Linked DNA regions of Homo sapiens: region 2 is linked to region 1. A link is a contact called in ENCODE Hi-C or POLR2A ChIA-PET data. All regions are on one chromosome and are shown on one strand. Each heading gives the region's core, a stretch centred on a gene start or an enhancer-like site at or near the end of the contact. The rest is flanking DNA. Distances are from core to core; before and after follow the strand shown.

Region 1 (3,223 bases), core at 188-2,687:
GTTGACCATGGCCATCTGTCCAGTAGAGTGAGAGCAGGAGCTGCACCTGTCTGGAATGGCAGCCTGTCCCTACCAGTCCCTGCATCGCTATTTTGGAGTGAGACAGATAATGCAGACACAGTGTGCGAGCAAGCAGTCCTGTGGGAGAGCTCCAGGTCTCCTGTTCCTTATGTTGGAAATGAAGTCTGCCTTACAGGCAGAGGGGAACTACTACTTTGATGTAAGAGGAGATCGCTATTAGGAAATTCCAGATGTCCACCTGACACCTCCCTGCCTCTCCAGTCCTGACCAGTGTTGTACAGCAAAGGATCCCAACTCTAGGAAATCTTCCATGTCAGGTTCCTGAAAAAGAGAAAGGATGTTTAATGTTTTTTACAAAATAAAGGCAGGGGGGCTGGACGCGGTGGCTCACGCTTATAATCCTAGCACTTTGGGAGGCTGAGGTGAGCGGATCACTTGAGGCCAGGAGTTTGAGACCAGCCTGACCACCATGGTGAAACCCTGTCTCTACTAAAAATACAAAAATTAGCTGAGTGTGGTGGCACGCGCCTGTAATCCCAGTTACTGGGGAGGCTGAGGCAGGAGAATCACTTAAACCTGGGAGGTGGAGGTGGCAGGCTGCAGTGAGCCAAGATCACGCCAGTGCACGCCAGCCTGGGTGACAGAGTGAGACTCTGTCTCAAAACAAACAAATAAATAAATAAAGGCAGGGGTCGGAGAAACACTAAAGTTTTTTGTTTGTTTGTTTTGCCTTTTCCCCATCCCTTTTTCTGGTAGTTTGTAAAACTTTAGTGTTGTATTACCAGAAGCACTTATCCACTCTGCAGATTTTAGGACTCCACCATTTCTAGAGGTGGGAATTTTGGTCTGGGGCCTTCTTTGAGAAACACTGGCCCTCAGTCCTTACCACTCCTAGAGAAGGAGGGGATGGCAGTGGGCAGGGGACAGATGTGTGCACATGGAGGACTGGGAGGGCTGGACATAACAGGAGGCTACTGGTCCTGGGCATGGGGCTGTGTCCCTGTCCCTGTGTTCACATCTGGACCTCAACATAGGGCCTGTTAGCTGAGGTGCACCCTCTCTTAAGTGGCTTCATGGAGATTTTGTAAGAAATTGAGACAAGTTGGAAAACACAAACATTGTGAGGGTTTGTAGAACGGGTGGGTGCTTGCTGAAAGTTTATATTCATTCCATATTTAGTTGTCTTTATTCTGTTCAAACATTTTCTTGTTTACTTGTTGAAGCAGGTTCAGAAATAGTTATTCTGTAGTGTCTCAGTTTTATTAAAATGCAGTTAATATTGGAAAATATGGTTAGAATTAGGTGACTGCCAAACATGGCTTTCGTCAGTGTTAGCCTGTGTAATGACACTGTTTTTCTCCTTCGTGTGACTATTTATAATAAAAATGTGACTTGCAGTATTGTTATTGAGAGAGATTTAGTGAAAAACAGCGGTTGAGTAGTTTCCATGCTTCAAGTTTTACTTCCTCATTAGTGCCTCATGTCATGACCTGGGTCTCCGATTTATTTAGCACGGTAGCACCAATAATAAATATTCTACAGCCTCTAACCTGATAGATCATTCCGCCCCTCACAGCCAGCCGGGAGGTAACATTAACATCCGTTTGCTGGTGTTTGAAACCTGGAGCTCCCGGAGATTAAGTGGAGCCACCATGGGCACCGACATCTGTGGCCACTCCACAGCCCATTGGTTCCGTCCTTGACCCACACTTGACCTGTCTGCTGGAGGGGGACCCAATTCAGGGAACCCAGGGCTGTGCATCACCACCCTTGAGCATGTCCTGTTACCTTTCTGAACTTTAGTTTTCATGTCCTCGAAATCAAGATGGTGATATACTCTGTAAGCCTACGGTTAACCAGAGGTAGTAGTTTGCAGAATAAAAAAACACCCGTTGTGTAAAGGCTTCAGTGATTGTTTCCATTTCTTTCTGTCTAAAACTTAATGTGGACCATGGTTTACCTTAATCATAAACCACCCACTTGTTGCTTTGTTAATAACAACCAATCTTTTGATAGCACTTTCCATTCTATAAAGCACTTTCATAAGCATGTCACTGAAGAAGGTGTTTAAAACGAAGATGATCATGTCTGCAGGTGTGATGCGTGACATGGATATTTTGTCTGACCACCTTTCATTTTTTACCCCTTAAAATTTTCCCCTCTCAGGAAAGTTCACACACCCACAGCCATATGAAGTTTTTCATATAATTTGCACTCCCTGATACCTTTTTTTTTTTTTAATGTCAAAGTTGGAACCCTGCTTTAAGGCAATTAAACTGATATGGAAGAGAAGTTTCTACTTGAAGGCCAAGCAGCCTGGTTTGGAAGCCTGCATGGCTCAGCTGCCCACTAGTTGTGTGATCTGGGGCAAGAGTAATTGAGCCCTAGCTTTCTCAATAGAGAAAATGAAAATCATGCATTATGTCTTGCTGCATTGCTATAAACACAAACGATAATATATGTAAAGTATATCACGTGATGCTTGGTATATGAATATCACCCAAAATACTAACTGCTGCTGCCAGTTTTTTTAAGCATTGGTATTCTAATTAAATTATGTTTTTGCCAGTGATTCTGAGACAAGAGTTTTTAAAAGTTTCTTCATGGAAGGATCTGTACCGTTTTCAGCTTTTTATTCCTATGCATCATTTTTGCACATAATTTCTCAATAAATGTATCAAGTTGAACTTTTTGAGGCAAATAATATTTATGTCATTTGAATAGTGGACAACGATGAACTTGAATGACTTTATGTATGCATGAGCATTAATTTTAAATAAACCAGAAAGCTACTTTTATATTTCGAAAAATAATTCATTTGGGTTTTCCTGTTCAAACTTTGCCATGTTACTCCTAAGTGATACCTTACTTACTGAGATGGATCAGCCTTAGGGAGAGGTTTGTCATACTTTGTTACACACTGAATAGCCTATAATTATCAAGATTATATCCAGTTAGCATAAAGTGCTGTTTAGTTTCTGTTATGTCGTTGTTACCATAGCTGGAGTCGGGTGGGTGTTTAAACCTTTGTGAACTCAAAATTCTTTAATGATGATGGAATATTTCATGTTTTAGTATTCTCTTGATCTAGAGTATATGTTCAAATGTTTTACCAGGTATGTGTTTTTTACAGGTTCATATAATATATAAAATGCATTTCTGTTCCAAGAAAAATACAAGTGGTAAACAGTTGGGAGAGAGC
Region 2 (3,223 bases), core at 207-2,706, 510 kb before region 1:
CGGTCTGGGCTCCCCAAAGGGCTGCAGCTCTTCCTTCCTTCTCTTCCCCTGCAACGTGGCCAGCAAGGGGCATGTCTCAGCACTGTTTGTGTTATAGCTCTTTTAGCCTTATTCAGTGGGTCCCAAGTTCTTGTCCTCCACTCAGGAAGAATGAGGTACGGAAACAAGAGGGTGAGCAAGACGAAGAGGAGCTTTATTGAGTGACAATAGCTCAGAGGAGGCCCTGGAGAGGGCAGTTCCTCACTACAGCTGGTCATCCGACGTCTGCTCAGCTCTGGCTGAGCCTGGGGCTTCTGTCAGCCTCAGAGAGGGGGAAGTTCATGCTGACTGGTCCATGGGCGGCCATGGGCAGGCCCAGAAAAGGCAACACAAGTTCGCACTCCAGTCCACGGCACTGACAGCCTGGCCCCCAGCCTTCAGGGCCTCCCTGGCCTGAAGGTGGGCCTCACCAGGGACTCACCCCCTTCTGCCCAGAAACCTGTCTGCCTCCTGCTGCCATTCATGGCGCCCAGGCTATAGGTACCAAGGGGCGTCTGCAGGCCACTGCCAAGCTGCCCTCAGTTCCTCCTCAGCTTCATTCCTATGCTCATCAGTGCCCAAAATCTGGAGAGGGCTGAGACGGCAGGGGGCTGGCATGTCAGCACTGCCCTGAGTGTGTGCACACCTGGCTGGGCTGTGACAAAACCCAGGCTCGGCCCCAATTTTGCCCCAAGATCAGAGCAGGTGCCGACAGCAAGGAGAAGCCAGGCAGTGGGAGCAGGCATTTCCAAGCCTGTGAGGGCAGGGGGGCCTTCCAGGGCCCCCAAGAGTGCAGAGATGCCTGGGTCCGCAGTGGCAGTTAGGGCCGGTGCAGCTATGTGGGATGTGGGGCAGGACTCCAGCCTGCTCCGTGGAGCGGGAGGCCCCGGTCTGCAGCTGTGGTTTGGGCGGCTGCAGCTGCACCTGGGAGGGTGGGGTTCCCACCTGCTCCCAGGCTCCGAGAGCACAGGGATGCCTGGGTCCACAGCCGTGGCTTGGGCAGCTGCAGCGGCATGCAGGGAGCTGCCACCCCGACTCAGAATGGGAGAGGCTCCTGCCTGTCCCCAGCTCCTGCCAGTTCCATGGAACATGCAGCCCCAGCCGTGCCTCCCTGCTGCAGCTGGTGTGACAGCAGCAGCCGCTCCAGATGGCCTGCCACTGCCACCACTGAGACAGGTGTGTGTATAGAGGTCCATTTTATTCAGGCTGGCGAAGGAAGGCTTCTCAGGGGAGGTGGCCCTTGGGCTTCCTCCAGATGCTCTGGAGTCCTCAGTGTCTGACTCCGGCAAGTCTTTCTGAAGAACAAGCAAAGCTCTTTCTCTTGCCACCGCCAAAACATTTCCAAGGGACTCTTCAGAAGAGAGTCAGTCTGCACAGCTCCCCTGGGGCCTGGGCGGTGGGGGCAGAGATCTTATCCAACTTCTCAAATGAGATTCTGCAGGCTCCAGTGACTCGCTGGAGGTCACCCAGCTGGTAAGAAGAGGAACTGGAACTTAACCTCAGGGCTTCCACCCCGGCTCCTTCTTCTGCTCCACAAATGCAGCCCAAGCCTTGAGGGCAGTGAATAGGTCAAGGGCCAGGACAGTAGCCTGGAGCCACCCCACGAGGGTGTGGGAACCGAGGGCGGGGTGGCATGGTGAACATGGAGGAGGGAAGCCCCTATTTTTCCTGAATCCCATGCCCTGGGATCCCAGAGCAAGGCTGGCCAGGGCTGACCTTCCTTCTCATTGCAGCATCTGCTCTCAGGGCCAAGGATTGCTCTGATGACAGACTACAGGCAGAGCGAGTGGCCGGCAGGAGCCACGTGCTTCCGGAGCCTCCTGCGGCCACCCCTGCCTCCGCACTCCCCCTACAGTCCACCTCGACACAGCAGCCCAGGCCACGTTTCCAAAGCCAAAGTCAGATCATGCCATTCCTGTTCTCATCTCACACAGAATAAAACCTCAATTCTTGTCTCCGCCTGCAAGTCCCTGTACAATCCGGCGCCTGCTGATCTCATCAAGCTCTCCTGGAACCAAATCACCAGAGCAACACCATGGCAGGGGCCTCCCTCTCAGAGGAGGAGGCATTGACAGGAGATGATCTCAGGGCAGACAGTTCTAGACCAGGACAGAGCTGGAGCTGAGGCCTGAGGCAGCAGGTGCCTAGCCAGGGGCCAGCAAGGAGGTCTGAGTGCTGGAGGTCAATGTTAGAAAATAGTCGGGGCCCAGACCAGGCAGCCCATGAATGGGTTTTTCTTTGGTTCACACAGTATATTACAAAACGGACCCACACATATGTAGTTAACTGAATTTGTTTGTTTGTTTGTTTTTGAGAGAGTCTCTTGCTCTCTTGCCGAGGCTGGAGTCCAATGGTGCAATCTCGGCTCACTGCAACCTCTTGGGTTCAAGTGATTCCCCTGCCTCAGCCTCCCGAGTAGCTGGGACTACAGGCACACACCATACCTGGCTCATTTTTGTAATTTTAGTAGAGACAGGGTTTCACCATGTTGGCCAAGCTGGTCTTGAACTCCTGACCTCAAGTGATCCACCTGCCTTGGCCTCCCAAAGTGCTGGGATTACAGGCGTGAGCCACAGTGCCTGACCAAATTAACTGATTTTTGACCAAAGTGATGAAGCAACTCGGTGGGGAAAGGAAAGTGTTTCCACAAAAAGTGTTGGATCAACTGGACGTCCATATATATATAAAAAAATGAACTTCCACACTTACTTCATACTACATACTAAAATTAATTTGGGGCTGGGTGCAGTGGCTCACACCTGTAATCCCAACACTTTGGGAGGCTGAGGTGGGTGGATCACAAGGTCAGGAGTTTGAGACTAGCCTAACCAACATGGTGAAACCCCATCTCTACTAAACATACAAAAATTAGCCGGGTGTGGTGGCACTCACCTGTAATCCCAGCTACTCAGGAGGCTGAGGCAGGAGAATGGCTTGAACCCAGGAGGTAGAGCTTGCAGTGAGCCAAGATCACACCACTACACTCCAGACTGGGTGACAGAGCGAGACTCCATCTCAAAATAAATAAATAAATAAATAAATTTGGGGGAGTCTATAAAATGGACCACAGACCTAAATGGAAGAGTTAAAACTGTGAAACTTTTACAGGAAAACAGCAGAAAATCTTAGTAACCTTGAGTTAGACAGAGGCTTCTGAAATAGCACACAAAAAGCACAAATTATAAAAGGGATAATTGATAAATTG

What was found. A loop is a pair of places that touch in the nucleus more often than their neighbours do. ChIA-PET counts read pairs that join two places held with the same protein, here RNA polymerase II (POLR2A). Pooled maps may share reads with other maps.
Region 2: a pooled map shows a loop between it and region 1 (9-fold over the local background). The contact joins two enhancer-like sites. A Hi-C loop is called at or near these places in 5 of 37 single-sample maps with no recorded cell type and 5 of 50 pooled maps. POLR2A ChIA-PET finds 5 or more read pairs at or near these places in 1 of 52 experiments (PC-9).

The regions. Positions count from the first base shown.
Region 1 is chr22:45,774,259-45,777,481 of GRCh38, forward strand. The region is part of intron 9 of ATXN10 (ataxin 10); the gene reads left to right. Among named protein-coding and RNA genes, the nearest start is that of MIR4762, 15 kb to the left of the region's middle. Within about 2 kb of position 1,438, at least 3 of the 41 ENCODE cell types and tissues checked have a DNase peak (open chromatin) inside an H3K27ac peak, as active enhancers do.
Region 2 is chr22:45,262,100-45,265,322 of GRCh38, forward strand. No RefSeq gene overlaps it. Among named protein-coding and RNA genes, the nearest start is that of UPK3A, 21 kb to the right of the region's middle. RefSeq lists enhancers at 1,251-1,300, 1,311-2,146, 1,571-1,760. Within about 2 kb of position 1,457, at least 18 of the 41 ENCODE cell types and tissues checked have a DNase peak (open chromatin) inside an H3K27ac peak, as active enhancers do.